Regions from separate parts of the Homo sapiens genome. Here all the other regions are linked to region 3. A link is an interaction called in ENCODE POLR2A ChIA-PET data of the cell type or tissue named here. Cell type or tissue: GM12878. All regions are shown on one strand. Each heading gives the region's core, and the rest is flanking DNA. Links, peaks and the distances in the headings are about the cores only.

Region 1 (7,678 bases), core at 847-5,846, 93 kb before region 3:
GGTAAAATACTAGAGGCATGTTCTTTAGAGCCAATAATCTTCCTCTTTTGGCTTATAGGTATTTGCCTATGCAAAAAGACAAAAATAAAGAATACTTTCTCTTCTGAAGAAGAGAAATTTTAATTAGTTGGAGCTCAAACAATTGGTTTTCTGTCGAGACTGAGAGAATCCCCTGAACAAAGAATTGTCAGAACTAGAAAACAGGTAGCTAAGAGCTTTTTTTATAAACCAGCATTAACCAGTGAGAAAACATAATTTTAAAAAATTTACAATAGCAATTAAAAATAAAAAATAAAAGAAATTTTAATAACCTATATAGAGAAAACAAACTTTGCTGAAGAATGAATAATTGAAGAATCGTATTGCTGGGTTGAATCAATATTGTAACGAGACCAGGTGTTAGGAAAGTAAACGTAACCACAATCAAAATACCAAGATATTTTTAAAATTTATAAAATATATGTAAACTAAAAAACATAATATATAAATATTTTACAAATAAATAAATTTATATATAAAGAAAATAAAAAAATCTATTTGAAAGATTTATTTATGCACTTAGTATATATTCATTCATGTATTTTTAAAGGAGAGTAAGAAGGAAATATTTCCATTTTTTGAAGGTACTATAGGGCTATAGTTATTAAAATAGTACACTATGGGTATAAGAATAGATAGATAATGGAAGAAGATGTAATATCTAGAAATATATTAAATATACAAAATTATATTATATGACAAAGTGGCATCCTCAAATTACTGATGAAAAAATCAGTCATTTCATAGATGATATCAGGATAATTGGTAGACCATAAAAAATATTGAGTTAGAAGACTATCTAAAAAGGCCAGGTGTGGTGGCTCATGCCTGTAATCCCAGCACTTTGGGACGCCAAGGCGGGCAGATCACCTGAGGTCAGGAGTTCGAGACCAGCCTGACCAATATGGTGAAACCCCATCTCTACTAAAAATAGAAAATTAGCTGAGTGTGGTGGCATGAGCCTGTAATCCCAGCTACTCAGGAGGCTGAGGCAGGAGAATCACTTGAACCCAGGAGGTGGAGGTTCAAGTGCCTCCGAGATCACACCATTGCACTCCAGCCTGGGCAACAAGAGCGAAACTCTGTCTCAAAAAAAAAAAAAAATTCTATCTAAAAAATAAAATTAAGAGTTCTAATGCAAACATAAAAATAACTTTTAGATACATTAAAGGTTTAGGTGTAGAAGACAAGACCACAAAAACTACAGAAGAAAAATAGGTTGTATTAGCCTGGAGTGGAGAAGAGCTGCCAAACATATTCCCCAGGGCAAAAATTATAAAGGAAAAGACTAACAGATATGAAAGCATAAAATTTAAAGCTTTTCATATGGCAAGCCCACTTTGAGTGAAAGGTAAATGACAAACTGAGAAAAATATTTGCAATAAAAATTAATATATCAGGCCAAGTGCTGTGGCTCAGACCTGTAATCCCAGCATTTTGGGAGGCCGAGGTGGGCAGATCATGAGGTCTGGAGATCGAGACCATCCTGGCCAACATGGTGAAACCCGTCTCTACTAAAAATACAAAAATTATTTGGGCGTGGTGGCATACACCTGTAGTCCCAGCTACTCGGGAGGCTGAGGCAGAGAATCGCTTGAACCTGGGAGGCAGAGGTTGCAGTGAGTCAAGATCGTGCCATTGCACTCCAGCCTGCAGACAAAGCGAGACTCCATCTAAAAAAAAAAAAAAAAAAAAAAAAAATTAATATATCAAACCCATGAAGAGGTTTTTTTTTTAGTCCATTAAGAAATAGGCAAATACACTTATGGAAATATGAATAAATATGATTCAAGTACATCAAAAAGAACCCCCCAAAATATTCACCCTCACTACTCATAAAGAAAATGCAAAACTAAAGAGCAAGACTCTTCTTCCCCCCCTATCAAATTGGCAAAAATTAAAAAGAAAGAACAAAAATGCCAGCGCTGGTGAGGAATGGGGGGCTGTGTTTGCTAAAGCATCAGAAAGCATACCCTTTCACCCAGCAATTCCATTCCTCAATTTTATCCTGATGAATCCCTATGGATGTACAAAGATGTAGCTACAAAACAAAGACGTTCATCAACGCATCCTTGCTAATAATCAACCAATGCCAAAAAACCTAAATATTGAACATGGTTGAGTATACTGCGGCAAAGTCATTTGGTGGAATGATATTCAATTATTAAAAATGATATTGTAGAAATAGTTACTGAGCTCAAAAGATGTTGAATAACTAGTTGAGCGAAAAAGCAGTCCCCCCAATACTAAGTATGTTATAATCCCATTTTTGTTTTCTCTCTTTCTAATGTATACATGCACCAGGTCCTGTTTAGTACTGGCAGCGTTTAATTCTCACCTTACACATTAAACACACACAGAACAGAAGTACCAAATCTTATTCCCCAACAACTTATGGACCCTAGAAAGCTCAAGACTGGCTTGTAAATTTCTTTGGAAGTGTTCATAACTTTCCTACCCAACCAGTTACCTGATCTGTCTGCGCCCCACCCAGTCAGCTGACCTGTCTGTGCCTCGCCCAATCAGCTGATCTACCTGCCCCCCCATCAGTCAGCTGTCTGTCATTACAAAGAGCAGAGCAAGTACAGCTAGGGATGGCCAACCCCCAAGTCTACCTATAACAAGGTCCTCACCTCATGGTAGAGACTTGGGTGGAGATTTAGGACATCAGGAAGACCCTTAGGAGGCGCTGGACTCTGAAAGGTAAAAGCTGGGTTTGCCAACCCAGCTTCCCAAGGAAAGGAACAAACCAGTTAAAGGAACAAACCCTAAAGGAACACGCCAGTTTAAGGTCAAACTCCTTCATTCCCTCCCACACTCCCTCCCACTGTCCCCCAAAACAAACAGATCAGAATGCCTTCTGAGCTTCTGGTTGGTGACTGAAGTTCCTTTGCTAGGAGGCAATGCCTTTCTTCCTTTCGAGTACGCTCAGAGAAAGAATTTAAAATGCAAATGTCTTGGCAGGGCGTTGGGTTTCCACCAAAGACCGAAATGATTCTTTTTTATTTTGAAAAGGATAAGAGAGTTGTGGGGTTGGGGGAGGGGATTACCTGTGGGGAGACCACTTCCCAGTTTCAAGTAGAACCGGCTGTCCCTCCTCAGCTCAATGCACGCTATGCCTTGAGATATTTTTGCAGGCGGCTGGGTAGAAACTCCGTTCTGGGCAGCACAGAAAGCAGATGTGCCACGGAGGTGCTGGCGGTGGTGAGGCCCTGGCCCTGGAATGATAACATGTGAAGCCTGCAGCACAAGGGCCAGGCAGGGCAGCAGCTGGAGCCGGAAGTAGAATGAGGGTCCTTTGGCCTCAGAGCAGGGGGGACTCTTGGAACCATCACTCACTGCTGATGGCCTTTTCCTCCACATCCTTCCCGGGACCATGTGAAGCTTCAGATATCCTGGTGACCAAGGAGAAGTCAGATGCCCCAAGAGGGCAGCTCAAGCCAAGTACCCATGGCAGGAACCTCTCCTCTTCCAGGGAAAGCAGAACCAAAATAGGAAACCATCAACTCTCCCTCGTTTCGGGGAATCATTTTCAAACAGTTCCAAAACCTCACACATACGTAAATATACAGTGAGCCTGTGCCCGCTCATTAATGAGGAAACCAGCACGATGATAGAGCTGGCTTAAAGGAGGATCCAAGAAACTGAGATGAGCTCCTCATGGAAGCTAGAGTAAGACTCAAAGTTAGATACCAAATAGTTAACATCACAGAGGGGAATAAAACCATAACCTTTGAGGTTATCTTTTCTATTGAACAAAAATCTCTTGCAACTTATCTCACATCCACCAGTTAACCTTCAATTTTAAAGAACCTAAGCCCTAATTAATGACAGATAGTTAAACAAAATTACCTTCTACATGACCCTTAAATGAGCTTGTTGAAAAATACTTTCGCACGATTTTTTTTTTTTTAAGATGGAATCTCGCTCTGTCACCCAGGCTGGAATGCAGTGGCACGACCTCGGCTCACTGCAACCTCTGCCTCCTGGGTTCAAGCGATTCTTCTGCCTCAGCTTCCCGAGTAGCTGGGACTACAGGCGTGCACCACCATGCCTGGCTAATTTTTGTATTTTTAGTAGAGACGGGGTTTCACCATATTGGCCAGGCTGGTCTCGAACTCCTAACCTTGTGAGCCGCCCACCTCGGCCTCCCAAAGTGCTGGGATTACAAGCATGAGCCACCGCGCCCAGCCTTTCCTATGATTTTCAACAGGCCTGCTGCCCAATTCCTGAGTCCCTCCCACCCCCAGTTAAGTGGAGAAAGAGCTAGGATGGAGGCCAGGGAACTTGAATGCTTGAAGGAGAGGCTGAATAACTTAGTGGCTTCTAGTCCTTGGGACCAGACCATTGTACTTGCAAATACTGGGTCTGCTACTTACTAACTGTGGGCCTTCAGCAAGACGTTTAGCTTGTGAGCTTCCGTTTCCTCATCTGTAAAATGGGTGTATAGCAATGCCTCCCTGTCAATGCAGTTAGTGAGGATTAATGTTGGCCTAATTGATTTCACAGTGCTGGGGGCAGTAAGGGTTGCAGTGGTGTTAGCTTAGAAGGTAGGTCCTGGTAAAGTCACAGGGAGAAATGAGAAGGGACGTGGGGAGGTGGGCCCTCCCCCCGTGAAGTCTTAGGGACCCAGTTGCCATGGAAATGAATGAAACAGTTTATCCTGCTTTGATGTGGCTGGGTGGCAGAGGAAGTGGGCCTGTTATCAAGGCTGGGGGCCTCCCCCTGCTTCCTGACTCCACCCCCGTATGATCGCCCAGTGCCTCAATTCTGGAGGTAGCAGGAAACCTCACGTCAGTGCCACTGGGTCCTGCCCACCACAGCCCTCTTGGGCTCAGCCCACATGTTTATTGAATATTTACTCTATGCCTGCATAGCTGTGCCGACCACAATACTTTCCTGCAAAGAATTTACCTGTAAACCTGGGGGATGACATGGGGCATCTTACATGCAAACCGCTCTGCAATTTTCAAAGCACACAGACCTCAAGGATTGCACCTTGCCTGTAGGGGAAGAAGGAAAAGTCATATTCTTCTCATTATAAAATGGGAAATGATTTTGAGAAGACCAAGTTCAGTATTTCTTGTTTAAGCTACAAAGTGAAGTATGAAAGAGGGAACACGAACCCTTGTATGACAGAGACCTACACTTCGTCACTTATTAGTTAATGACCTTGGACAAGTTCCTTAGACTCTCTGAGCCTCCTGGTCAAAAGCAGGATTATAATTATCGTTGATGATGATGACGAGGAGGACAGCAATGATGCCAGGGTTGCTTATGGCATATGAAGCACCGTCATAGGTTGGTCCCATCTAACCCTCAGAACACCTCCCTGGGTAGTTACTATTATTCCCATTTTTCAGATGCTGAAACTGAAGGCTCGACATTTATGTAACTTGCCCCAGGTCACATAGCTGACAAGAGCTCTACCACTTGAACCCATATCTCTTTGATACCAAAAGTCATATCCCATCCTTTTCACATTTGCATAAAGCTGTGTTTCTACCAAGAGGCACTGACAGATGGCTGCATGACCCTGGGTTGCCCAGGCTGTCTTTTTATAAACGCTCTCCCCCTTGGGGAATTTCTCCTGCCCCTTTCCCTTTGGGTTGCTTAATATGGCTTCATACCCTTTGACTTCCTATCAAATGGGGAACAAACCTGGGTTAGGTCAGTTTTGCTTATCAGCGGGTGGCAGGTGAATTCAGAATGTTCTTCAGTGGTGTTACATTTCTCTGGGGACATTACTGATCACAGACATTTGGATTTTATACTTTTTGTCTCTGGTTATGGAATGAAAGGTTAGACCTCTTGAAGGATGTCAAACATCATTGACTAGTAGGTGGGGGAGGTTTAGGGAAAAGAGTAGAGGCAGGTGTTCCAGAAACCACACGGTGTGATCAGTTAGGACTGAGCTGGCTGCCTATAGCAGAAAGCCCCAAACAACTATGCCTTAAACTCTCAGGGGCTATTTTTCTTTTACACACAGACACACAGACACACACACCACACACACACACATACACACACACAATCTGTATGAAGGCAGGCCAGCATTGGCATGGTGGCCCCATGAACATCCTGGACCAGCCTTCCCTCATCTTTCCACTCCACCATCCTTGGCAAAAGTCACCATCTTCAAGGTTGCTTCTTGGTCTAGGATGGCTGCTGGAGTGCTGGCCATCATGTCCACATTCCAGTTAACAGAAAGAAGGAGGTGAGGGGGGTTGCACCTAACACATTCTGCAAGGGAGGTTGAGAAATTGACTCATCAACTGGGTACAATGCCCAGTGTCCCACTCATAAAAAAACGAGGAATGGATATTGAGTAGATGCCTAGAAGTCTCTGCCACATATGACTTACTTGTAAGAGTAGCCCATAAGGCCTGGATTGGTCCTGTTAGGGTGACTCTCACCAGGGTGGTGAAAGGGTGTTATGAAAGGTCTCATCTCAGTTCGCCCCCACAAGCCCGGTGGCTCTGCAAAGCTGGAGACCTCATCCCACAGGCGTTTCCGTGGGGTCACTGCACCTGTTCAGAGCAGCATATGTCTTGTGGTGGCACTGGCCTTTCATTCCAAGAACTCACATCTCCTCTGCCTGCATGAAGGCCTGCCCAGTGGGTTCCTTCCCCCCAGTATTTTCCTCTTGGCTTTCTAGCCACATTCCTTCTCACCTTCCCCCTCTCTGCTCCTGGACTCCCGGTGGCCAGAGATTCCGAGCCTCCCTTGTTATGTCTTCTCCTTTGTTTATTCACCTGAAATCCGTGCTTCACCTTCCTGCCCAGGCCCTGCTGAGGCCCACAGCCATGAGTCCCCAATTCCTCCAGCCTCTCTGGAGTCCAGGACCCTGGGGATGGGGAGCAGGAAGGCGCTATACATGGGACCCCCAGTGAGGAGGGAAGTGTAAGAGAAACCCTGCTGTGGGGAGTGGTGTGCCTGGTGTTTGCTTCAGGGTATGAGGTAGGTCAAACTGTCCACCATGAGTTGATATTAATCATAGTTGCTGGAGAACCAAACCTGATCTAGTCTCATTTGGAGATTGCAATGCCGTTGGGGCCGGGCTCTGCTTCCACCCTGTTGATTCCGTGGAATCTTGGTGTTCCCCTTGTAGGAGGAAACTGAGTCAGATGTGGTTGCTCCCTGCCTCCCCCAGGCTCAAGTACCCACATCACCCTCAGCATGGACCTGTCTATCCGTGTGTCATTAATACCAGTGCTTGCTTGATGGCAGATGTAGTGATTTTCCTGTGTCCTGGATCTTCACAGTCTGCTGTTCTGTGCAGGATCCCCATCTATTTGCAACTTTGAAAAAGAGTGGAAGCTTTGATGGGTGAACAAGGCTTAATGGCGAAGGGCCTTGGACACCTGGGCCAGGAGTTTGAACTTCACTATGAGTGTGTTCTGCCCACTCACCCCGTTCTTCGCCTGTATGGGGTGACTTCTCTCAATTTCTTACTTGCTAGAGCCTGACGTAGGAACAACCCAGGCAAGATTTTTGTTTAGCCCTTGCACCAATCTTGATCTAAGAAGCTAAACTCAGAAAGTTGTTTCCATCTGCTAAGGTGACCAAGAAAGGGTGTGATCTAAGATCAAAGGGAGAGAGGTGTCTGTGGATCTGAGGCTCCCCAGTGCAGCCTCCC
Region 2 (7,678 bases), core at 874-5,873, 60 kb before region 3:
TGGGCTTCGAAGACAATTTGGATATGTCTGTGAAAAAAATCTAGGAGGGAGGAACCGACGCTAATGAGTCAGGGTCACATGGGGAGAAGAGAGACAGGAAAAAGCACAAAAGCCCACCCCATTCCAGGCTGCCCGCTCCAATGGCATGGCATGGAGGAGGGACGTCGGGATCCTCAGAACTATCCACAGAGGATTTTTGAATAGTTTGCCAAGAGACGTGTGATGTACACTCCCTTCATCCTCCTACATAATCTTTAGTAAAATTGACTTTGCTTATTAGTATTTTATGTAAGTGGATTCCTTAGAAAACTGAAATGACAAATTCTGCCGCCTTCGATGCTGAATAATCCCAGAGCAGCTCCCACGGTGGGTGGCACTGCAGGTGAGGACACAAGCGACCCTGGGGACCTCTTTTCCTAAGCATGTAATTCTTGCCTGACTCCAATACTGTGGTCCTGCAGACCTCCGCAATGCTGGTACCTGGCCCTCCTCACCCGTGGCTCTGTCCACAGTTGCAAGAAGATTTAATTTTTGTTTAAAGCTCTCAGTGGCTTTGTAATGGATTAGAAAATGGATGAGGATGGATTGGAAACAGTGGTTCATCTGTAGAGAAGGTAAGTAACTTTGTAACCCCAAGGCGAGTTATGTAAACAGACTTCCAAACACCCTGGCTGAGATAGGAGAACCTGAAGAGAGGCCATTGCAGCTATGCCCAGAAGGGTCACCAGGAGTGGGGACCCTCACTTGGCAGAGGAGGGTGGCAGAAGGAGGAGGAGGAAGGGGAGTGACAATAGATGGTGGGCCTTCTGCTTCTGTATCTTGGGCATTGATCATTCTGGGGGGTCTTTGCCTCCATTAGCTGACCAGGTCATCTGGGAACTAGTACAGTGAAAGCAGGGAACCTTAATTTTTACAGTTCTGATGCTGACGGATCATTTGCCTTTTGGCAGGGAAAGAGGGGGCTGCTCTTTGGAGACTGGTGCAGATGAGAAACCTGGTAAGAGCACAGCCTGGAAAACCCAGATTAAACAAATCCTAAGAACATGGTCTGGAGAGGAAAGACATGGCTGGGATTGGCAAAAGGGGTAGTGCTGCCTTGCCTTGGTGATGGTAGGGACGGTGCACTGGGGTCCGTGGGGGAACTTGGTCCTTCCTATTGTCACCTCCTCCTCCCACTGTCCTTTGTTCCTGGCTGGCGGTCAGCCGTGTGCACTCAAAAATGAAAGCACCCTAGCTCCTCTTTGCAAGGGACAGCTCTGGGGCTCTCTATGGTCACCAAGCTGCCCCCTCTATGGGTACCACAGCAAATGCAGTTGCAGAAATGGCAGCTGATGATAAAGAGAGCAGTGCACCCACAAGAAGTGACCTCGGCTTGTGATTTCCGATTCAGTTAAGCCAAGGCTGATAAGGAGAGGCGCTGCCCAGGGTGGCCACACTGCCCAGCTGCTGCTGAGTCTGGAACCTGCAGGGGCTGAGTTCTTGGTCCTTTATTCTGTCCTGGGCGTATTCGTTTCCTTCGTTCAGTCACCCATTTGCTTCATAAATAAGCCAAGCATTCTCTTAACACTCTTTCACCCTGTGATGGACGGAATAATGAACAACACTCTAGCCCCTGCTCTTTCAGGACTCATTGAGGGAGGAACAAGGCAGACATGTGAGCTGAGAACGCTAATACAAAGATGCAAGATAGAATGTGACTTCAGTCACATGAAGGGGACAGAAAAGAAGCAGTTATGGGAGGAAGGCACAGCAATAGAGTAAATGATTTACATTTCTGGACTTTTTTTCCAAATAGCTTCCTCTGCAAAATGAAAGGTCAGCATAGAACCTAGTCAAGCCCCTACGGGAAAGGATCAGTGACTTCACAGCCCCAAAGCTCTCTGAGTTGAGCCAAGTGACAAACTCCAACAGGCTTAATCCAAAAAAGAATGGAATTTATTGGATCATGTACAATGAACAGTCCAAGAGTAGATTCAGCCCCAGAATTTCAGGCATAGCTGGATCCAGCACTCAAACCCTGCTGTCAGCAATCTGTCACTCTCTAGAGCCATTTACCCATTAGGCCCAACGGGATGACAGCATAGAATCTGTGAGTTTTTCAAAGCTCTAGAAATGTGTCAGAGACTCTCCCAAATAGTGTTTGACTTCAAAATGTGAAAAAAAGAAAATGACAAAGTAGCAAATGTGTCACCATGCGGTTGATCAACTTCCCCCAGCAGGTCTACTGTTCCTGCCCAGCACTGCTCTCTCCTAATTGCCAAGGACAGCAGATGCTTCTTCATTCTCTTCACCTGTGTCCTCTCCACAATCATTGGCGTCGTTGACCATTGTCTCCTCCTTGGCATTCTGTCTTCTGCCAGCATCCCTGGCACTCCACTTTCCTCCTGCCTCTTAGGCTTGTTTTTTTGTTCTTCTCTGATAAATAATGAATGACAAGGGATGAGCCAGGAGAAGGGTTGGGAAGTGATTCCCACAGCCTGGATAGTTAAGAGACTGCAGTACTTCTGGGAGGGGCTGGAGTGAGGGGATAAAGCATGAGGTTGGAGTTTAGGGAGGGACCAGATCAAGAAGGGTCTGGCAAGTCACACTGAGGAGTTTGGCCATTCTCTTTAAAGTAATAAGGAGCCATTGAAGGTTGTAGCAGGAGTGTAACATGAATAGATTTGTGTTTCACTCTTAGAAAGAGACCTTTGGCTGTGGGGTGAAGGACCTCAGGCTATTGTAGTGTTTCAGGAGAAAGACCATGGTAGTCAGGTGAAACAGTGACAGCCATAGGGATGGAAGAAAGTGGAGGATCCATGACCTATTGACAGGGCTTGGTGCAGTTTAGATGTAACAGGCGAGGAAGAGGGAGGCGTTAGGATGATACCGAGGTTGCTGATTCTGAGGCAGGAAACAGAGAAGTGGGCTTAGAGGGAGAAATGATGAGCTCGGTTTGTACCTGTTGAGATGGAGGTGCTTGAGGGACATCTGGCTGGCCATGTCCAGGGGTGGGGGATGGTTGGTGAGTCTGGAGCTTGAGAGAGAGGTCAGGGCTCCCTGCATCAGTCCCTCCCCCGTCAACACCAGAGGGAGTCTCTTGGGAGGTGTCCCCCTCCTGCCCCATAAAATTGGTCACATTCGATCAGAATAAAGGACCTCCAGTGACCGTGGGTCATGCTTCTTTAGAAAGGATCCTCACAGCAAAATGCATTCTGGGAGGAGCTTCGAGGGCCACAAGGAAGGGGAAGGAAGAGGAGGGGACAGAGCTGTGAGACATCGAGCTTTTCTTTGCAGATCTGAAGAGCACAGTCAAGACCACAGACACCCGTGGAGGCTCCCCCAAGACATCTGCTTCTCTGGGACTGGGGACCTCGCTCAGGACCGTGGGGAGTTGGCTGAAGGACTTGGGGAGCCCAGAAGCTGCCACCGAACCAAGGTAAGTGCTGGCTTGGATGGAGATCGCCAGGCAGGCAGATCTGAGCAGAACAGATAGAGGGGTGGAACGGAGGGACCTGGAAGGGGAGCCCCTGGGGGGGCTGAAACACCCCTGGCTCTTATTTATCCAGGCTCAGGGCTGCCAGGGCCGTCTTTCTGAGAAGGGTGACCTCAGACACTGCAGGGTAATTCTGCCAAGTTAAGATTGTTTCAGCCCATTTTCACAAGATGAAAAGACACGGGACCCTGTGAGAAGGACTCTCCTTTCTTCTGGAATCCTGTACATGCTGTTAATAATAGGACTAATGATTGATGCCCGGTGCTGCAGAGTACACCCATTTTCCCATTTGATTCTCACCAGCATTTAGAGGTTGACTGGATAAGTGTTTTAGTGCCATTTTATAGAACAGAAGACTGAGGCTTAGGGAGATGAAGCAACTTGCCAAAGATTGCAGAGTGGGTTAGCAAGGAGCAGGACTCAGTGTGAAACATCTGGGTCCCAGTCTGTGCCCTTTCTGGGACATCATCTGCCCATCACTTTCCTGGGGAATTTGGTGAAAGTCATGCTGGTCTGGCTGATTCTCTTCCTATACACAAATCCAGTATCTTCTATGTGTGCCAGAGTCTGACCGAGGCCTGGTCTCTGTCCTTGAAGGGCTGACTGCTTGCAAAGAGGGTCTGAACACAGCTGCGAGTGACCAACTCAGAACCTTCAGGGTCCTCAGCGAGCCAGGAGGTGTGTGGTGTGTGCAGGATGAAAGAGACTGCAGGGTGCGGGCTCAGGGAGGGTCCCGTGGAAGGTGGTGCCTGGCTGAGGCTCAAGGGAGGACCTGGTGTGCAAAGAGGAGGCAAGAGGCACCTCAGCAATGGGGAGCAAAGTGTGCAAACCCCCAGAGGCAGGAAAGCAAGTGGGAAAGTCAGGTGTTGGGGGGAGCACAGCTAGAGGGGGTGTGTGGAGCACTCGCAGGCCGGTCCTTTTTTGTTGTTGTTGAGACAGTCTCACGCTTTTGCGCAGGCTGGAGTGTAGTGGTGCGATCTCGGCTCACTGCAACCTCCGTCTCCTGGGTTCAAGCGATTCTCCTGCCTCAGCCTCCCAAGTAGCTGGGACTACAGGCACACACCACCACGCCTGGCTAATTTTTTGTATTTTTAGTAGTAATTTTTTGTGTTTTCACCGTGTTAGCCAGGATGGTCTTGATCTCCTGACCTCGTGATCCACCCACCTCGGCCTCCCATAGTGCTGGGATTACAGGCATGAGCCACAGCGCCTGGCCCGGTCCATTTATTTATTTAGCTCTATGTGGTTTTCAAATATCATCTCATTTAGTCTCATGACAAGCCTATGAGGTAGGTGTTGTTGTCAGGTCCCCTTTAAGATAGGGAAACTGAGGCACGGAGGTTTTAAGCAAGCAGCCCAAGTTGCCCTATTAACAGGATTGGAATGCCACCTGCCTGGCCACCATGCCCCGCTGCCTCACACTAGAACCTGCTGCAGGCCCTACACTGTCTCCACGAAAGCGCCTCGGCTGACACGGTGGCTGCAGATGCCAAGCTGCAGTCATCGCCATCTGGTCCCTGCTGCATTCAGGCCCCACCTGAATTCAGATCCCACCAAGCTTCCCTGCCCCTGGGAACAATGCTCCCCCACCCCCACCCCACTGGCTCTTTCATATCCAGGTGTTTCCTTCCAGCCAGAAGCAGACACAGCTGAGGAAACAGGCCTGTCCTTGTCCACGGGGGCCAGCCAGGGCAGCAGGACCCTCACCTCCCGGCTCCTTGGGAATCTGAGAAGTAGACCTCATGGGGGCAAGGGCTAAAGGTTGAGGGGGCCCCCTCAGGACCCAGAGCTCTGTCCTCTCACTCCCTTAGTCCCTCACTGCCAGCTCACTCACCACACGCTCCGATCCAAAAAAAAAAAAAACACAGCTATGACGTCTGGCAAGCCTGAGCTGCCCCTGAAACCCTGAGGGCACGAGGCAGCTCTGGTGGGAGAAGAGGGGAGGCAACAGAGGCAGGTGACCCAGGCTCTGCAGGTCCCCTCTCTCTGTGCCACAGGAGTGGCTGGAGGACAGGAGGCAGACAGAGTGTGGCCCTGGGAAGCTCCCCGTCTTTTCTGCCAGGGCTTTATTCCTGCAGCTGTGGTATAGGGAGGCCTGGAAGCTCCACATCTTTTCTGCCCAGGCTTTATTCCTGCAGGTATAGGGAGGCCTAGGTGGTGGGTTCTTCTGTCTGAACAGCTTGTCCGAGAAGCCAGCAATGGTGAGCTGGGGGGATGGGGGCACAAGGGACAGTCAGATCTGGAATCTTCATGTTCAGAATCTTCAGGTTCAGAAACTCTGAACCTGAGCCAGGCTTCCTCAGATCTTCCTCCAAGCCCTCTTACTTCAGTCTTCTCCTCTATCCAGGAGGTCACCCCCACTTTATCTCACACCAACAACAGGGAGCAGCAGCTGTGAACAGGTGGTCCCCATTTGCTTCTTTTTGCCGTGTCCATAGAAGGCTTCTATGGTTCTGTGGTCAGTCCTTGGGCTTGTTGTACCCCAAGGGAGTGATGAGCTGTGTGTGTGCACCTGGCCTGCGACTTGTTCAGTGCTGATGTTCTGTGTTTAAGGAAGAATGCTCTCTGAATCCCAATTCATTCATCCCTTCATTCTTTGTCTCTGATCTCATCCCTCTGCCAGGAACTGTGAAGGGGCTGGGTGCGGTGGCTCACGCCTGTAATCCCAGCACTTTGGGAGGCCGAGGTGGGTGGATCACGAGGTCAAGAGATCGAGACCATCCTGGCCAACACGGTGAAACCCCGTCTCTACTAAAAATACAACAAATTAGCTGGGCGTGGTGGCGGGCGCCTGTGGTCCCAGGTACTCGGGAGGCTGAGGCTGGAGAATCACCTGAACCCAGTAGGCAGAGGTTGCAGTGAGACGAGATTGCGCCACTGCACTCCAGTCTGGCGACAGAGTGAGACTCTGTCTAAAAAAAAAAAAAAAAAAAAAAAAAAAAGAGCTGTGAAGGACCTGGGTTATAAGTTAGAAGGATCTGTTAGTTATAAGTTAACTTAGAACTAACAAGTTAGCCCACCACAGCTTCATGGTCACCAGCAGAAGACATGAGACTCCAGAGTCAGAGACAAAGAACTCTATTACTCACAGCACAACTAGGAGCATGAACATTGTGATTATAGGTCCCCCTTTCCCCTAAGTCCTAGGGGCGCCGCAAGGAGCCCAATCCAAATGGACTCTGTTGCATCATAGCCCAGGAACCCTGAGCCTAGGAAACCCCAAATTTTCATGACGAGCTGCAAACAAACCTGCCCAACTTTTACCCTGAAAGGAGACATTATCTCTATTATATTGACAGCAAATTAGTCTTCTGTCCTAGAATGGACAGTATCTTCCAAGGCTGTTTGCTATACAAACGTATTTGAAAAGATGGTGCAGAAGAATGCTCACCAGGCATGCACAAACAGAAACCTATGGAGAATTGTCTCCCAACATCTTCCTAGTGTCCCCCACTCATTGCACCCCAAACGCTGTCCCTTAAAAACACTGGGCACCCTTGCAACTCAGGACTTGGCTATTCTCTTTGCTTAGAGCGTTCTTCCTGCAGATACCGCATGGCTTGCTGTCGGGCCTTTTTTAGGTTCCCACTCAAATGGCACCTCCTCAGGAGATCTCTCTCATCATCCTTTTGGAAACTGGCCGGGCGCGGTGGCTCACGCCTGTAATCCCCAGCACTTTGGGAGGCCGAGGCGGGTGGATCACGAGGTCAGGAGATCGAGGCTATTCTGGCCAACATGGTGAAACCCCATCTCTACTAAAATACACAAAATTAGCTGGGCGTGGTGGTGTGCACCTGTAGTCCCAGCTACTCGGGAGGCTGAGGCAGGAGAGTCGCTTGAACCTGGGAGGTGGAGGTTACAGTGAGCCGAGATCGCACCACTGCACTCCAGCCTAGGTGACAGAGCGAAACTCTGTCTCAAAAAAAAACACACACACACACACTTGGGGGTTGGGGGAAATAGGGAGATGCTGGTCAAAGGGTATGAAGTTTTCATTAGATGGGAGGAATACGGTTTCTGAGATTCATTGCACATTAGGGTGACTATAGTTAATAATGGTGTATTGTATATTTCACAATTACTAAGAGAGTAAATATTTCAAATGTTTTCACCAGGAAAAGGATAGGTATTAGATGGATATGTTAATTAGCCTTATTTCATCACTCCACATTATATACGTCTATCATAATATCACTTTGTACC
Region 3 (7,678 bases), core at 2,531-7,530:
TGATAATTTGTCTAGTGCATCAATGGAGTACTAAAGTCTCCCTCTATTATTCTATTGGTGTCTGATGTGGTTTGGCTGTGTCCACACCCAAATCTCATCTTGAATTCCCACATGTTGTGGGAGGGACCCAGTTGGAGGTAATTGAATCATGGGGGTAGGTCTTTCCTGTGCTGTTCTTGTGATAGTGAATAAGTCTCACAAGATCTGATGGTGGTATAAGAAGGAGTTTCCCTGCACAAGCTCTCTTTTTGCCTGCTGCCATCCATCTAAGATGTGACTTGCTCCTCCTTGCCTTCTGCCATGATTGTGAGGCCTCCCCAGCCATGTGGAACTGTAAGTCCATTAAACATCTTTCTTTTGTAAATTTCCCAGTCTCAGGTATGTCTTTATCAGCAGTGTGAAATGGATTGAGTAAATTGGTACCAGTAGAATGGGGTGCTGCTGAAAAGATACCTGAAAATGTGGAAGCAACTTTGGAACTGGGTAACAGGCAGAGGTTGGAACAGTTTGGAGGGCTCAGAAGAAGACAGGAAAATGGGAAAGCTTGGAACTTCCTAGAGACTTTTTGAATGGTTTTGCCCAAAATGTTGATAGCGATATGGACAATAAAGTCCAGGCTAAGGTGGTCTCAGATGGAAATGAGGAACTTGTTGGGAACTGGAGCAAAGGTGACTCTTATATTTTAGCAAAACTGGTGGCATTTTTGTGGAACTTTGAACTTGAGAGATATGATTTAGGGTATCTGGCAGAAGAAACTTCTAAGCAGCAATGCATTCAAGAGGTGACTTGGGTGCTGTTAAAGGCATTCAGTTTTATAAGGGAAGCAGAGCATAAGAGTTTGGAAAATTTGCAACCTGACAATGCAATAGAAAAGAAAATCCCATTTTTTGAGGAGAAATTCAGGCTGGCTGTAGAAATTTGCATAAGCAATGAGGAGCCAAATGTTAATCCCCAAGACAATGGGGAAAATGTCTCCAGGGCATGTCAGAGGTCTTCACAGCAGCCTCTCCCATCACAGACCCTGAGACCTAGGAGGAAAAAATGGTTTCATGGGCTGGGCCCAGGGTACCCGTGCTGTGTGCAGCCTAGAGACTTGGTGTCCTGCATCCCAGCTGCTCCAGCCATGGCTGAAAGGGACCAATGTAGAGCTCGGGCCATGGCTTTAGAGGGTGCGAGCCCTAAGGCTTGGCAGCTTTCATGTGGTGTTGAGCCTGCAAGTGCACAGAAGTCAAGAATTAGGGTTTGAGAACCTCCATCTAGATTTCAGAGGATATATGGAAATGCCTGAATGCCCAGGCAGAAGTTTGCTGCAGGGGCAAGGCCCTCATAGAAAACCTCTGCTAGGGCAGTGCAGAAGGGAAATGTGGGGTCAGAGCCCCCATGCAGAGTCCCTGCTGGGGCTAGGAGCTGTGAGAAGAGGGCCACCATCCTCCAGACCCAGAATGATAGATCCACTGACAGCTTGCACGTGTGCCTAGAAAAGCTGCAGACACTCAACGCCAGCCCATAAAAGCAGCTGGGAGGGAGGCAGAACCCTGCAAAGCCATAGGGGCAGAGCTGTCCAAGACCATGGGAACCCACCTCTCACAACAGTGTGACCTGGATGTGAGACATGGAGTCAAAGGAGATCATTTTGGAGGTTTAAGATTTGACTCCCCTTCTGGACTTCAGACTTGCATGGGGCCTGTAGCCCCTTTGTTTTGGCCAACTTCTTCCATTTGGAATGGCTGTTTTCACTCAATGCCTGTACCCCTGTTGTATCTAGGAAGTAACTAACTTGCTTTTGATTTTACAGGCTCATAAGCAGAAGGGACTTGCCTTGTCTCAAATAAGACTTTGGACTTTGGACTGTGGACTTTTCAGTAAATGCTGAAATGAGTTAAGACAGGGGACTGTTGGGAAGGCATGATTGGTTTTGAAATGTGAGGACATGAGATTTGGGAGGCGCCAGCAGTGGAATGATGTGGTTTGGCTGTGTCCCTACCCAAATCTGATCTTGCATTCCCACATGTTGTGGGAGGGGCCTGGTGGGAGGTAATTGAATCATGGGGACAGGTCTTTCCCATGCTGTTCTCGTGATAGTGGGTAAGTCTCATGACATCTGATGGTGATATAAGAAGGAGTTTCCCTGCACAAGCTCTCTTTTTGCCTGCTGCCATCCATGTTAGACGTGACTTTGCTCCTCCTTTGCCTTCTTCCATGATTGTGAGGCCTCCCCAGCCATGTGGAACTGTAAGTCCATTAAACCTCTTTCTTTTGTAAATTTCCCAGTCTCAGGTATGTCTTTATCAGCAGTGTGAAAATGGATTAATACAGTGGCTATCTCTTTGATCTAGTAGTATTTAGGAATCTGGGTGCTCCAGTGTTGGGTGCATATTTATTTAGAATTGTTATGTCTTCTTGTTGAATTGATCCCTTTATCATTATAGATGACCTTGTCTTTTTTTACTGTTGATTTAAACTCTGTTTTATCTGATATAAGTATAGCTACTCCTACTTGTTTTTGGTTTGATTTGTGTGAAATATCTTTTTCCACCCCTTAGAGTGTAAATGTCTTTAACAGTTAGGCAGATTTCTTGTATGCAGCATACAGTTGGATCCTGTTTTTCTTATCCATTCCACCAGCCCATATCTTATTGATCCCCCTACTTCAACCTCCTGAGTAGCTGAGACCACAGGTGCAAGCCACTATGCCCAGCTAATTTTTTAATTTTTTGTAGAGAAGAGGTTTCACTACGTTGCCCAGGCTAGTCTCAAATTCCTGGACTCAAGTGATCCTCCTACTTTAATGCCTGGAACTCAAGCATCCCAAAGTGCTGGGATTACAGGCATGAGCCACTGTGCCCAGCTGAGCCTATATCTTTTAAGTGGAGCATTTAGTCCCTTACATTTAAGGTTAGTATTGATATGTGAGGTTTTGTTCCTGTCATAATTATTACCTAGTTGCTTTGCAGTCTTGTGTAATTGTTTTATAAGACCTACATGTTTTATACTTTCTTGTGTTTTTATGACAATGAGTATCACCCTTTTCTTTCCATGTTTAGAAATCCTTTGAGCATTTCTTGTAGGACCTGTCTAGTAGTGACAAATTTCCTTAGTGTTTGCTTGTCTGGTAAATACTTTATTTCTCTTTCATTTATTAATTTAGTTTAGCAGGATACAAAATTCTTGGCATCTTTTTTTCTTTAAGAAGACTGAAAATAGAACCCCAGTCTCTTCTGGCTTGCAAGGTTTTGGGTGAGAAGCCTGCTGTTAGTCTGATGGGATTCTCCTTTTAGGCAATTAGACAAAATATGTATATTTGAAGTTATGTTTATATGTTAATACTCCAATGAAGCTGGCTTCTAGCACTGTCATAAATGTTTTCCCCAGTTTTATATTCCTTTGGTCAATTTTGAATGGAATTCCATCACTAGAGCTGAAGCCCTGTACTCTGAGTCTTTAAATACCCTAAAATCTATAAATTCAGAGACAACACTTTCTTATAGACTTTCTTCTACATGCCTGACTATTACTTGTTGGCCTCATTCCCTGAACTCCTTTTCCTAGATCCTTAAGTAGCTACTGTCCTCAATTTCTATCCATGGCTCACTTCTTTTTTCATTTCCTGGACTATCAAACTCACAAGGATTTAGTTCCATTTGTTAAGTCCTCCCAAATCTGTGTCTTCTGCCCTGACATTCATACCTGAGTTTTTGACTCCTGCATTGAACTAAGTTAGCATGATCTGGATGTCCCACAATACCACAAACTCAAGATATTAAAAATCAAAGCCAGTACTTTCTAATAGTTAAGAGCTCTCTAGAGCCAGATTGTCTGGATTCAGATCTTGCCTCTGCCATTTACCAGTTATATGATGTTAAGCAAGTTAATATCTCTGTGACTCAGTATCATTTTATAAAAAGGGGAGGCAGTCATTCCTCAGTATCCATGGGGATTATTTCCGGGACCCCCAAGGATACAAAAATCCATGGATGCTAAAGTCTCTTACTGTTGGCCTTTTGTATGTGCAGGTTCCACATATGCAGATATGGAGGGACAGCTATAATAACATTACCTACCTCATCCAGTTATGAGGATTGATTGTGGCATGCGAAGCTCTTAGAAGAGTGCTTGGCTAAAGTAAACATTATGTATGTGTTAGCAGTCATTTTTATTTCATCTCCTTCTTATATCTCCTGTCTCGTTTAATGGTACCATCATTAACCAATCACCTCTGCCGGAAACCCAGGAGTCATCCCTGGTGCCTCCTCTTCCTCACTTTCCTTTGTCCCGATGGAACACTTCTCAAATCTCTCCCTTCTTTGTCCTCTCTATTCTGGTCCAGCTTGGTTGGCCAACTGTCCCTGTTTGCCTGGGACTAAAGGGGTTTCTTGGACTTGGGACTTTAAGTGCTAACACCAGGAAAGTCCCAGGCAAATCAAGCAAGTTGGTCACCCCAAGTCTGACCTTCATCTATCTCCTTCCAGCTGGTCTCCCCGGCAATACTCTGATCCTCCTTAAGTCCACCTTCCTGCCCATGTTATTCCGTACTTAAAACTCCTCCATCTTCTCCCATTCTCCAGGGGCAGAAAAACTCTTCAGTGTTGCATAGCTTCACTCCCCTTCTTCTCCATCTGCAGCTTTGGGCACTCCCTGGAGGCTCTTCCCACCATGTGTTGGGAAGTGTTCCTGAAGTCACATCCCTGTGCCTTTGCTCACGCTAGTTGCCTGACCTGAAACCTCATTCCTCCCTTCCACCTGCCCACCTTCTTTTTATAATTTCTACTCATCCTACAAGTTGAGACTCAGGTGTCATCTCCCTCAGGAGGCCTTTCCTAATGCTTTTCCCCCTTCCTTCCACATCCTCCACCCTCCTCCCCTCACCTAGGTGAGCTAAGTGTACCACCTCTGTGCTCCCATAGGACCCTGGGGACACAGCTATGGAAACATTTGTGACACTATAAATGGCATGATCTTTGTATGTCAATGGCCTGCAAACTCCCTAGACTCAGGATCCTCATCTTAGCTGGTGTGGTGTCTGGCCTGCAGCAGGGCCTCACCGGATGTTTGTTGAGTCATCTAATCCACCTTCCACCTCATCCTAGATCTCAAGCCGGAACTGGAAGCTGACGCTTTCTGAGGCAGCCTATCCACTGTAGGAGAGTTCTGATTGGCTGAGAGGTCTGCCTTGAGCTGAAATCTGTCTTCGTATAGGGCAACCCCATATTGAAGTTTTAGGCTCCAAAGTGGACCTATTTACCCTTCTGTTGCATTTCCTCTTTCAAAGTTCCTTAAAGTGGTTTCTGTTTTTAATGACCTCTTTAAACAACCTGGTCAGGGGCTTTTTGAAAGTCTAAACTTATCACTTCAGCAAGTTCCCTTTTATCCCTACAGGGACTTGCTAGGGGAAAATTCCAGTAGCTGTGCTTTCCTCTCAGAACCAGGCAGGTCCACATACATGTTTTGTCCACATGGACTGGATGATAACCACTGAGGGGAAGCTCATGGTGAGCTGGAGTAAGAAGGCAGAGACAGCTTGAAGAATGGCATGGGGGCAAGGGCCTGTGGCTAGCTCAGTAAGTTTAAGGGTCAGATATGACCTTAGCTGGATTGGAAGTTTGAAATAGAACAGAAGTGGGAAATAAAGCAGAAACAGAAGAACTGGGGCTTTGGGGTATGTTGTTAGGCCACCAACAGAGAACAGGAGACAATTAGCAGCACTTTGCCCATTCCTTAGTCTTACAGAGAGTGGGATCCTTTGCAAATTCTGCATCTGGCCCTTTCCACTGGCTCCCATGGCTTCATTTATAGACTAAAATCTAAGACTCTTGTGCTCCTTATGGGCCAAAGCCAAGCAGGTAGAGTGTGTCTAGGTGTGCAGACCACAAAGGGAAATGAAAGGCATCTGCCCACACCGCAGGCAGGTGGGAGGAGGCCCAGAGACTGTGTGTGATTACCTAGAAGGTGGGGCTAGGTCCATGGGCAGGGCGTGGAGGCCCAAATCCTGCCAGAGACACCTAGAGCAGCCTGATGCTAAAGAAGGAACACCAAGTTGAGAGTCAGAGAGCTGGCCCCATGGCTACCACTGTGCAGGCTTCAGTGGGTCACATTCGATCCCCAGTCACCTAACCTATGGAAACCATGCATCTCTCTCACCAGGTGCAATCAGTTCAGGTGCAATTCCATTCATTATGGCAAATAGAACGTACCTGGCTTTCGCCCACCCTCCCCCAGCTCATGCAGGACTTCAGCCCCCTGCAGTCTCTCCAGGTATTTTTGGAGGGTCACAAGTGACATTCCAGTATCAACAATCATTCCATTAGCTGTCCAGTCAGTGCCTACTAGGTTCCACTGCCTGCCCCCCTGACCACAACCTTCCCACTGTGCCTGACAGCTCCAGAGCACAGAGCACTAAAGGTGCCACAGGCTCTTTTTCTTTTTTTTTTTTGAGACAGAGTCTCATTCTGTTGCCCGGGCTGGAGTGCAGTGGTGCAATCTCAGCTCACTGCAATCTCTGCCTCCTGGGTTCAAGCGATCCTCCTGCCTCAGCCTCTCAGGTAGCTGGGACTACAGATGCCCGCCACTACGCCTGGCTAATTTTTTTGTATTTTTGGTAGAGATGGGGTTTCACCATGTTGGCCAGGCTGATCTCGAACTCCTGACCTCAGGGGATCTGCCCACCTTGGCCTCCCAAAGTGCTACGATTATAGGCATGAGCCACCGCGCCCGGCCAAGGTGCCACAGGTTCTGTTGGCACCAGGGGAGAAGCCCCCTCTCCCCTGAGTGTTACCCTCTGTCATGGAGTTGCCCCGTCTTACAGAGGTTTTGTTAAATCTGTCTTTACTCACAGCTCACCCATTCAGACGCACAGGAGTCTATGCATAGCGGGGTGATAGGTGGGGGCTTGGCCTAGGGGACAAACCAAGAAGAGAAAGAACCCACAGTAGGTTCCCCTTCCCCTCTGACACCTGGGACTTCATTGCTGAGTCCATGAGTCATGCTTGGCTCCTTCTTGGAAAATTATAATTAATAAGAGTTCTTAACAGTGTCTTGGGCTCTGTTCCAAGCACTTAATATATACTATCTCATGTAATCTTCACAACAATCCTAAAAGGTAGCACAGAGAGATTAAGAAACATGCTTAAGGTCACACAGCTAGTAAGTGGCAGAACCGGGATTAGAGCCTGGGCAGCCTGGCTTAGAGACTATGCTCTTACCCTCCTCCCAGTGGATCCTCCATGGCCTGTCCACAGACTTCTGGCTGGCCTACCCCCATCCCCTAAAAGTTCAGCTGAAATGCCTGGACACGTGTGAACTCCTAGTTCAGGCTGCTGCTCGTGCCTCTGCTAGATGACACTGAACAACTCAGTGGCTGTTCTCAGCCCTGCCTACACTCAGGAGCTTTTTAAAAAATGCCCGTACCTGGGCTCAATTCTATGCCACTTGAATCAGAATCTCCAACATTATGTTTTTGAAAATTGATTCTTATGGGCAGCCAGGGTTAAGAACACTTGAATGAGATGGTCTCTGAGGCCTCTGGCAACTCCAGGGTTCTGTGGTTGTAAATTACCCAAAGTCTGTGTGTGGGATGAACCACAACCTCTGAAAGCTCCACCTGGAACCCACAATGCTCCAAGTTCTCTGCCCAATGGGAGGCGACCTCTCTGGAGCTGCTCCCTCAGGTCAGGAGTTATAA
Region 4 (7,678 bases), core at 828-5,827, 50 kb before region 3:
TTTTAGTAGAGACGGGGTTTCACCATGTTGGCCAGGCTGGTCTTGAACTCCTGACCTTGTGATCCACCTGCCTTGGCCTCCCAAAATGCTGTGATTACAGGCGTGACCGTGCCCGGCCCGTGTCTGCTTTCAAGAGCCCAATAGGTAGCATAAATGATGATGTGGACAGGCTGATAGTGCTGGTGTGGTGTGCCTGGCACTGCCCCCGGCTTCAGAGTCCCCATTGTGAACTCAATAGGGACACTGAAGCCCTGGGGAGCACATGGCCCTTCTACAGGGAAGCTGCATGTCAACTCCAGCTAATTGTTGCCACACGAGATTGTGGGTCTGGTGTTGCTAGATCTTCCAGTTACTTATTTTAAGCAAAAGCTGGAAATCTTGATTTTTATATGAAATATGACTTTTAAATGTTGGCCACAGATTCAAATTTCCAAAAACTGTGGCTTCTCCTGGGGAAGGAAACTGATGGGCCAGAGCAGTGGTCCCCAACCTTTTTGACACCAGGAACCAGTTTCATGGAAGGCAATTTTTCCACGGAAGGGGTTTGGGGGTGGGTAGGGGTTTACTGGGTGGGGAAGGGGGCTGGGGCTGGGGCTGGGGATGGGGATGGATTCGGGATGAAACTGCTCCACCTCAGATCATCAGGTATTAGATTCTCTTAAGAAACGGGCAGCCTGGATCCCTTGCATGCGCAGTTCACAATAGGGTTCGAGCTTCTATGAGAATCTTATGCCCACACCGCCCCCCGCCCCAGGAGGCGGAGCTCAGGCGGTCCTGGTGGCTCACCAGCCACTCACCTGCTGCTGTGTCCCTAGTTCCTAACGGCCCACGGATCAGTGCCCATCCGCAGCCTGGGGTTTGGGGACCCTTGGGCCAGAGGATAGCTAAGAAGGAGTCTGGCTTTTCACTGCATAGCTATCTGTGCCTTTCAGATTTTTACCATACGCATGGTTTTTTATGTGAAAAGTGAATTTTAAAAATATACTAGACAGAGCAAAGTCTCTGAGAGTCTCTTACATGAGTCTGCGAAATGGTTAGTCTTCTTAAGCATTGTATTAGTCAGGCCACTCCAGAGGAACACAACAAATAGGATAGAGAGAGAGACTGGGAGGTGGGTGGGGAGTGGGTAGAGAACAAAAGGATGTATTAGCAGGGATTGGCTCCTGTGATTGTGGAGGCTGAGAAGTCTGTAATCCGTGGTCTGTAAACTAGAGGCCCAGGAAAGTCAGTGGTGTAATTCCAGTCTGAGTCCAAAGGCCTGAGAACCAGGGAAGATGACGGCGTCAGTCTCAGTCCAAGTCCGAAGGCTGGAGAACCAAGAGCGCTGATTTTGTCCAAGGGCAGGATGGATGTCCCAGCTGAAGCACAGAGAGCACATCTGCCCTTCCTCCTCCCTCTTCTCCTATTCAGGCCCTCAGCAGATCACGTGATGCCCACCCACATGGCTGAGGGCAGATCTTGACTCACTCCCTGCATTCAGATGCTCATCTTTCCTGGAAATAGCCTCATGGACACCTCCAGAAATAATGCTTCACCAGCCATCTGGGCCTCCCTTGGCCTGGTCAAGTTGACACATAAACCATCACAAGCATGCTGCGTGCATGGGGCGGTGAGACAGTTTCAGTGTGCTAATGGTGGGCCATAGGTGTGTGACGTCTGTTCCAGGGGTCTTGGGCAAGTACAGCCACCCTGCGGTCATTATGAGGTGACAGACTGGTAGACCACGCACCCCAGGGGGCAAGGACTATGTCTCATTCATTCATCTCTAACCTCTCAGGTCTTGTGCAATTTCTGCCCCATGGATTATGTTCTGAAGAGGCTCTTTGATTTACTCACCAACCTCAGCCACCCAAAACACTGCCAGGAACTCAGAAGACAGCCAGAGGGCCCTCTGAGCAAATAGAAGTTGCAAGTCCATGGATGGAAGTTTGATGCTCTTTTCATTGATCAGTTCTCAGGCTTTGTTTCTTCATTTTACATACAAGACAATTGCATGTGCTTATTCCGGCTTCCCAGCCTTCAGCAAACTGGCAGTTGGGTGGAGGAGCAGACACAGCCCAGGCAGGGCTGCAGCCAACACAGAAGGCACTTTGTTCAAATCAGAAAGAGGCACCCCTCTGAGTAGACAAATTACAGCAAGTTCCTCTTTGGATGGATGAATTGCAAAACCTCACCCTCCCTGCCTGAGTAAATTACAAAAAGGCCAGCAGAGCGGTGGGCTGGACTGCAGCCTCCACTCACCCACTAAGTGCAGAACACAGCTGGTGCTGCTGAAATGAGGAATCATACATGAGAAGTCAAACAGTAACAGCCACTCAATGTAGGATAGGGCTACCCTCGCCTACTGATAGCTCCTGCCATCGCCACCGTTTTATGGCACGGTGCATACAATGAGCTTCCATTGAGACTCATTGAGAAAACAGCCAGGCGCCTGGCTCACGCCTCTAATCCCAGCACTCTGGGAGGCCGAGGTGGGTGGATCACCTGAGGTCAGGAGTTCGAGACCAGCCTGGCTAACATGGCGAAACCCTGTCTCTACTAAAAATACAAAAATTAGCCAGGGGTGGCGGCGGGTGCCTGTAATTCCTAGCCTCAGGGAGGCTAAGGCAAGAGAATCGTTTGAACCCAGGAGGCGGAGGTTGCAGTGAGCCGAGATCGCGTCACTGCACTCCAGCCTGGGCGACAAGAGCAAAACTGTCTCAAAAAAAAAAAAAAAAAAAAAAAAAGATTAATTGAGAAAACATTCAGAGGCATGGTTTGGTGCTTGAAAGGGCAAGCTTTATTTCCTAAAAAATTCTTCTCATTCCTGAAACGAAGACACATTTGATGTTGATGCATTTTAAGAATGAGCTGCTTCTATTTCCATTTCCTGTCTACGTGCAAGCTCATCCCCTGGGGGCTCTTCCCCCACACTGGTGTGGTCAGCAGCCCCAAAGGACAGGAAATCGACCACAAAGGTCTCCTGTGGGAGGAGCAAGGAAGCAGCACCTGCACAAATATATAGAAACGCTGAATAAATGTTTGATGAGTGAATGCGTGAGTGAATGAAGGAATGAGCAAATGAATAGGGAGGCTTTCTGACAGTTACTGGTAAAGTTTCTTAGAATTTTACTTTCCCTTTTTTTTTTTTTTTTTTGAGACAGAGTTTCACTCTTGTTGCCCAGGCTGGTGTGCAGTGGCACGATTGCAGCTCACTGCAACCTCTGCCTCCCGGATTCAAGCGATTCTCCTGCCTCAGCCTCCCAAGTAGCTGGGATTACTGGCACCTGCCGCCACACCCAGCTAATTTTTTGTATTTTTAGTAGAGACGGGGTTTCACCATGTTAGCTAGGATGGTCTCGATCCCTGATCTTGTGATCCGCCTGCCTCAGCCTCCCAAAGGGGAATTTTACTTTCAATTAAAAATCAGCCCAGAAGCACTCTCCATTTGCCACAAAAATTCCTGGTATCTTACACTTCTCTTTTAGTCTTTATCTGTGAGATTTCTTTTCTTTCGAGGCTGCCCCGTGTTCATTATTAACCCAGGCCGCCCCAGACAGAAGTTTGTGTTCATTTTATTTCACAAAGACAGAGGGGGGTTCTGTGAGGTTTACAGAGGGGAAAGGAAGGCATGCGGACGTCAGGGGAAGTGGCCATGACCCCACGCCCCAGGTTGAGATCTGGGCTCTAGCCCTGGTTCTATCCTTCATGGCCACGTGGCTTTTGGCAATATTCTTCACTTTCATTCATTCATCAAATATTTATCTAAAATAGGTATTCATTGTCCACTGAGTGGCTGCTGCCCTAGATGCTGGACATGCTGCAGTGAAGGAGACACGCCCCATCCCAGTATTTGCCGAGTTCGCATTCTAATGACTAGCCAAGAAAACTAAGCCTGACAGGAAAAATTTCCATACTGATAAATGCTATGAATAAAATCAGAGTGTGCTAGAGTGTGACAGGGAGGGCTATTTTGGACAGGATGTTCAGGAAAGGCCTCTGAGGCAGTGACATTGACAACAAGACCTGAATGTCGAGGGGGAGCCAGCTGTGGGGAAAGCTGGGGGAAGGGTGCTCCAGGCAGGGGTGTGCAAAGGTTACGTTAAACCCACAGCACAACGTTCTTAAATTGACTGGCGGGCTCCCAGATGTTCATGTAATTACTATGTCCCTGAACATAATATATTAGCTCTCTTCTTTTGTGTGTGCCATCTGTTACACAGTAAAAAATAAGGTCAAATATACTTAAGATTAAGAAATCAGAAAATGTAGAAATGTATTAAAAATTACCTGTGACCCCACTGTTTATGGGTAAGTAATATCACTTTTTTTGTAGTTTAGTGTGTATCATTAAAAGGTAAGAGACTGACACACACACAAGTACAGGTGAAACTGGGGAAATCGGAATAAAATGTATCGACATCAACATCCTGGGGTTTTTTGTTTGTTTGTTTTTGAGATGGAGTTTCACTCTTTCACCCAGGCTGGAGTGCAGTGGTAAGACCTCAGCTCACTGCAAACTCCATCTCCTGGGTTCAAGCGATTCTCCTGCTTCAGCCTCCCGGGTAGCTGGGATTACAGGCACCTGCCACCATGCCTGGCTAATTTTTGTATTTTTATTAGAGACGTGGTTCCACCATTTTGGCCAGCCTGGTCTCGAACTCCTGACCTCAAGTGATCCACCTGCCTCACCATCCCAAAGTGTTGGGATTATAGGCGTGAGCCACCACGCCTGACCAATATCTTGATTTTGATACAGTAACATTGTTTGCAAGATGTTATCACTGGGGGGAAACTGGGTAAAGGGTACCCAGAAACTCTGTGCTATTTCTTGCCACTGCATGGGAATTTACAGTTATCTCAGAATTAAAAGTTTGACTAAAAAAGAGATAAAGACTCCTTTATCTGACACTGACCTATTTTCTGACCCTGTAGTTTTTATTTTCGTTTCTAGAATGTCATATAAATGGAACCATACGGCATGCAGGATTTAGCGCCTGGCTGCCTTTACTCAGCATGTCTCTGAGATTCACGCGTGTCGTTGCACGTAGTTCTCTTTTTAATGCCGAGGATTCTGCTGTGTGGGTGTATCACAGTTTGCTCATTCACGTACCCACTGAAGGCATTTGTGTTGTTTCCAGTTTGGGGCCATTCTGAATAGAGCTGCTATATATATCCATGAGCAGGTGTTTGTGTGAACATAAGTTTTTATTTCTCTGGAGGAAAAAGCTAGGGATTACGGGATCATACAGTAAGTGACGCATAACTTTATGAGAAATTGTCAAACTGTTTTCCAGAACGGCTGTGCCATTTTGCATTCTCACCAGTAACGTATGAGAATTCCAATTCCTCCTGACGGGTTGATGGGTGCAGCAAACCACCATGGCACGTGTATACCAATGTAACAAACCTGCACGTTCTGCACATGTATCCCAGAACTTAAAGTATAATTTTTAAAAAGAGAGAATTTCAGTTCCTCCGTGTGCTCTCCAGCACTTTCTATTGCTCATTTTAAAATCTTAGTCATTCTAATAGGCATATAGTGAGATCTCATGGTTTTCATCTGCCTTTCCCAAACTGCTGATAGCATTGAGCATTTTTTTAATGTGTTTATTTGCCATCCACATATCTTTTTTAGTAAAGTATTTATTTAGATCTTTTGCCCATTTGGGGAGTATTATTTGTTTTCTTACTGTTGAATTTTGAGAGTTATTTATTTATCCTAGTTTTCTTTTTTTTTTCTTTGTCAGATGTGATTTGCAAATATTTTCTCTAGGTCTATACTTTGCTTCTTCATTTTATTTTATTATTTTATTTTATTTTATTGTTGTTTTGTTTTGTTTTGTTTTGTTTTGTTTTGTTTCTGAGATGGAGTCTCGCTCTGTCACCCAGGCTAGAGTCCAGTGGCACGATCTCAGCTCACTACAACCTCTGCTGCCCGGGTTCAAGTGATTCTCCTGCCTCAGCCTCCTGAGTAACTGGGATTACAGGCATGAGCCACCACAGCCAACTAATGTTTGTATTTTTAGTAGAAATGGGGTTTCACTATATTGGCCAGGCTAGTCTTGAACTCCTGACCTCAGGTGATCCACCCACCTTGGCCTCCCAAATGTTGGGATTACAGGTGTGAGCCACTGTGCCCGGCCCGTTTTTTCATTTTGTTAAAGGTATCTGTCATAAAACCAAAGTTTTAAATTTTGATGAAGTCTAATTTGTCATGTTTTTCCTCTTATGGATCATGCTTTGGTATTGTATCTAAAAACTTCTTCCTTCACATGAGGTTACAAGGATTTTTTCCTATGCTTTCTTCTAAAAGTTTATTGTTTTGAATTTTACATTCAAATCTATGTCCACTTTTAGTTTATTTTTGTGTAAGGTCTGGAATTTACGTCAAGGTTTTGCTTCTTGTTTTGCATATCGATGATCAATTGTTCCATCACCATTTGTTGAAAAGACTCCTTTCTCCATTGACTTGCCTTTACAACTTTATCAAAAATCAATTAGCCATATCTGTGTGGGCCTGCTTCCGAACTCTTCGTTCTGTTCCATTGATTTATGTGTCTAGCCCTTCACTAATAACTTTATAGTAATTCTTAAAATAAGGAGTGCGAAGCTGAGCGTGGTGGCTCACACCTGTAATCCCAGCACTTTGGGAGACCGAGGCGGGAGGATAACGAGGTCAGGAGTTCAAGACCAGCCTGGCCAACATAGTGAAACCCTGTCTCTACTAAAAATACAAAAATTACCTGGGCATGGTGGCGTGTGCCTGTAGTCCCAGCTACCTGGGAGGCTGAAGCAGGAGAATTGCTTGAACCCAGGAGGCGGAGGTTGCAGTGAGCCAAGATCACGCATCGCACTCCAGCCTGGCGACAGAGCAAGACTCCGTTTCAAAAAAAAATAAAAATAAAGGAGTGTGAGTTCTCAGGCATTATTCATTTTCAAAACTGTTTGGCTAATCCAATTCCTCTGCCTTTCCCTATAAACTTTAGAATTGACTTATATGTATCTACAAAAAAAAATCCTGCTGGTATTTTTATTGGAATTACCTTAAATATGTAAATGATTTTGGAGAGAATTGACTTTTTTTTTTTTTTTTCAGACGGAGTCTCTCTCTGTCACCAGGCTAGAGTACAGTGGCATGATCTCAGCTCACTGCAACCTCCGCCTCCTGGGTTCAAACGATTCTCCTGCCTCAGCCTCCCGAGTAGCTGGGACTACAGGCGCATGCCACCACACCCAGCTAATTTTTTCCATTTTTAGTAGAGACAGGGTTTCATCATGTTAGCCAGGATGGTCTTGATCTCCTGGCCTCGTGACCTGCCCCCCTTGGCCTCCCAAAGTGCCGGGATTACAGATGTGAGCCACTGTGCCTGGCTGAGAATTGACATCTTAACTATACTGGGTCTTCCAAACAATGAACACAGTATTTCTCTCCATTTATTTAGGTCTTCTGTGATTTATCTAATTAGCATTTCATAGTTTTCATCATATGGCTCCTGCACGTTTTGTTAGATTTATCTCTAAATATTTATTTATTATTTTATTATTATTATTATTATTTTTTTTTTTTTTTGAGATGGAGTCTTGCTCTGTCACCCAGGCTGGAGTGCAGTGGCACAATCTCGGCTCACTGCAAGCTCCACTGCCCGAGTTCACACCATTCTCCTGCCTCAGCCTCCCGAGTAGCTGGGACTACAGG

What was found. Peaks named below come from ENCODE experiments on the same cell type or tissue, not always from the same donor. Only the 100,000 strongest peaks of a DNase experiment are listed, where the experiment ranks them.
Region 1: POLR2A ChIA-PET joins it to region 3 with 11 read pairs; 3 of 35 experiments call an interaction of 5 or more read pairs at or near these places.
Region 2: POLR2A ChIA-PET joins it to region 3 with 13 read pairs; 3 of 35 experiments call an interaction of 5 or more read pairs at or near these places.
Region 4: POLR2A ChIA-PET joins it to region 3 with 32 read pairs; 3 of 35 experiments call an interaction of 5 or more read pairs at or near these places.

What each region holds. Positions count from the first base shown.
Region 1 is chr17:8,896,312-8,903,989 of GRCh38, reverse strand. All of the region lies in intron 5 of PIK3R5 (phosphoinositide-3-kinase regulatory subunit 5), which reads left to right. LOC124903920 (a long non-coding RNA gene) reads right to left here and starts at 6,804. Exons shown (of 3, transcript XR_007065611.1): 1 at 6,714-6,804; 2 at 6,404-6,569; 3 at 4,976-5,042. LOC124903921 (a long non-coding RNA gene) reads right to left here and starts at 3,193. Exons shown (of 3, transcript XR_007065612.1): 1 at 3,090-3,193; 2 at 2,673-2,767; 3 at 1,674-1,712. RefSeq lists an enhancer at 3,200-3,319. In GM12878, for the core only: a CTCF peak has its summit at 2,603; DNase peaks (open chromatin) are centred at 3,079 and 4,729; H3K4me3 peaks cover 1,460 bases; H3K27ac peaks cover 4,483 bases.
Region 2 is chr17:8,863,269-8,870,946 of GRCh38, reverse strand. It overlaps PIK3R6 (phosphoinositide-3-kinase regulatory subunit 6), which reads left to right and starts at 3,273. Exons shown (of 20, transcript NM_001010855.4): 1 at 3,273-3,418. It overlaps LOC107985071 (a long non-coding RNA gene), which reads right to left and starts at 3,173. Exons shown (of 2, transcript XR_001752787.2): 1 at 2,942-3,173; 2 at 1,914-2,415. RefSeq lists enhancers at 3,145-3,294, 3,325-3,504, 5,328-5,677, 5,788-5,927, 5,978-6,047. In GM12878, for the core only: no CTCF peak of the experiment used is centred there; no DNase peak of the experiment used is centred there; H3K4me3 peaks cover 3,894 bases; H3K27ac peaks cover 4,224 bases.
Region 3 is chr17:8,804,670-8,812,347 of GRCh38, reverse strand. The region is part of intron 18 of PIK3R6 (phosphoinositide-3-kinase regulatory subunit 6); the gene reads left to right. Among named protein-coding and RNA genes, the nearest start is that of MFSD6L, 9.1 kb to the right of the region's middle. RefSeq lists a silencer at 4,911-5,111 and enhancers at 4,958-5,237, 5,248-5,347, 5,358-5,497. In GM12878, for the core only: no CTCF peak of the experiment used is centred there; DNase peaks (open chromatin) are centred at 5,147 and 5,850; H3K4me3 peaks cover 305 bases; H3K27ac peaks cover 4,165 bases.
Region 4 is chr17:8,853,359-8,861,036 of GRCh38, reverse strand. All of the region lies in intron 1 of PIK3R6 (phosphoinositide-3-kinase regulatory subunit 6), which reads left to right. Among named protein-coding and RNA genes, the nearest start is that of PIK3R6, 10 kb to the left of the region's middle. RefSeq lists an enhancer at 1,338-1,597. In GM12878, for the core only: a CTCF peak has its summit at 1,885; DNase peaks (open chromatin) are centred at 1,481, 2,926 and 5,036; H3K4me3 peaks cover 3,576 bases; H3K27ac peaks cover 5,000 bases.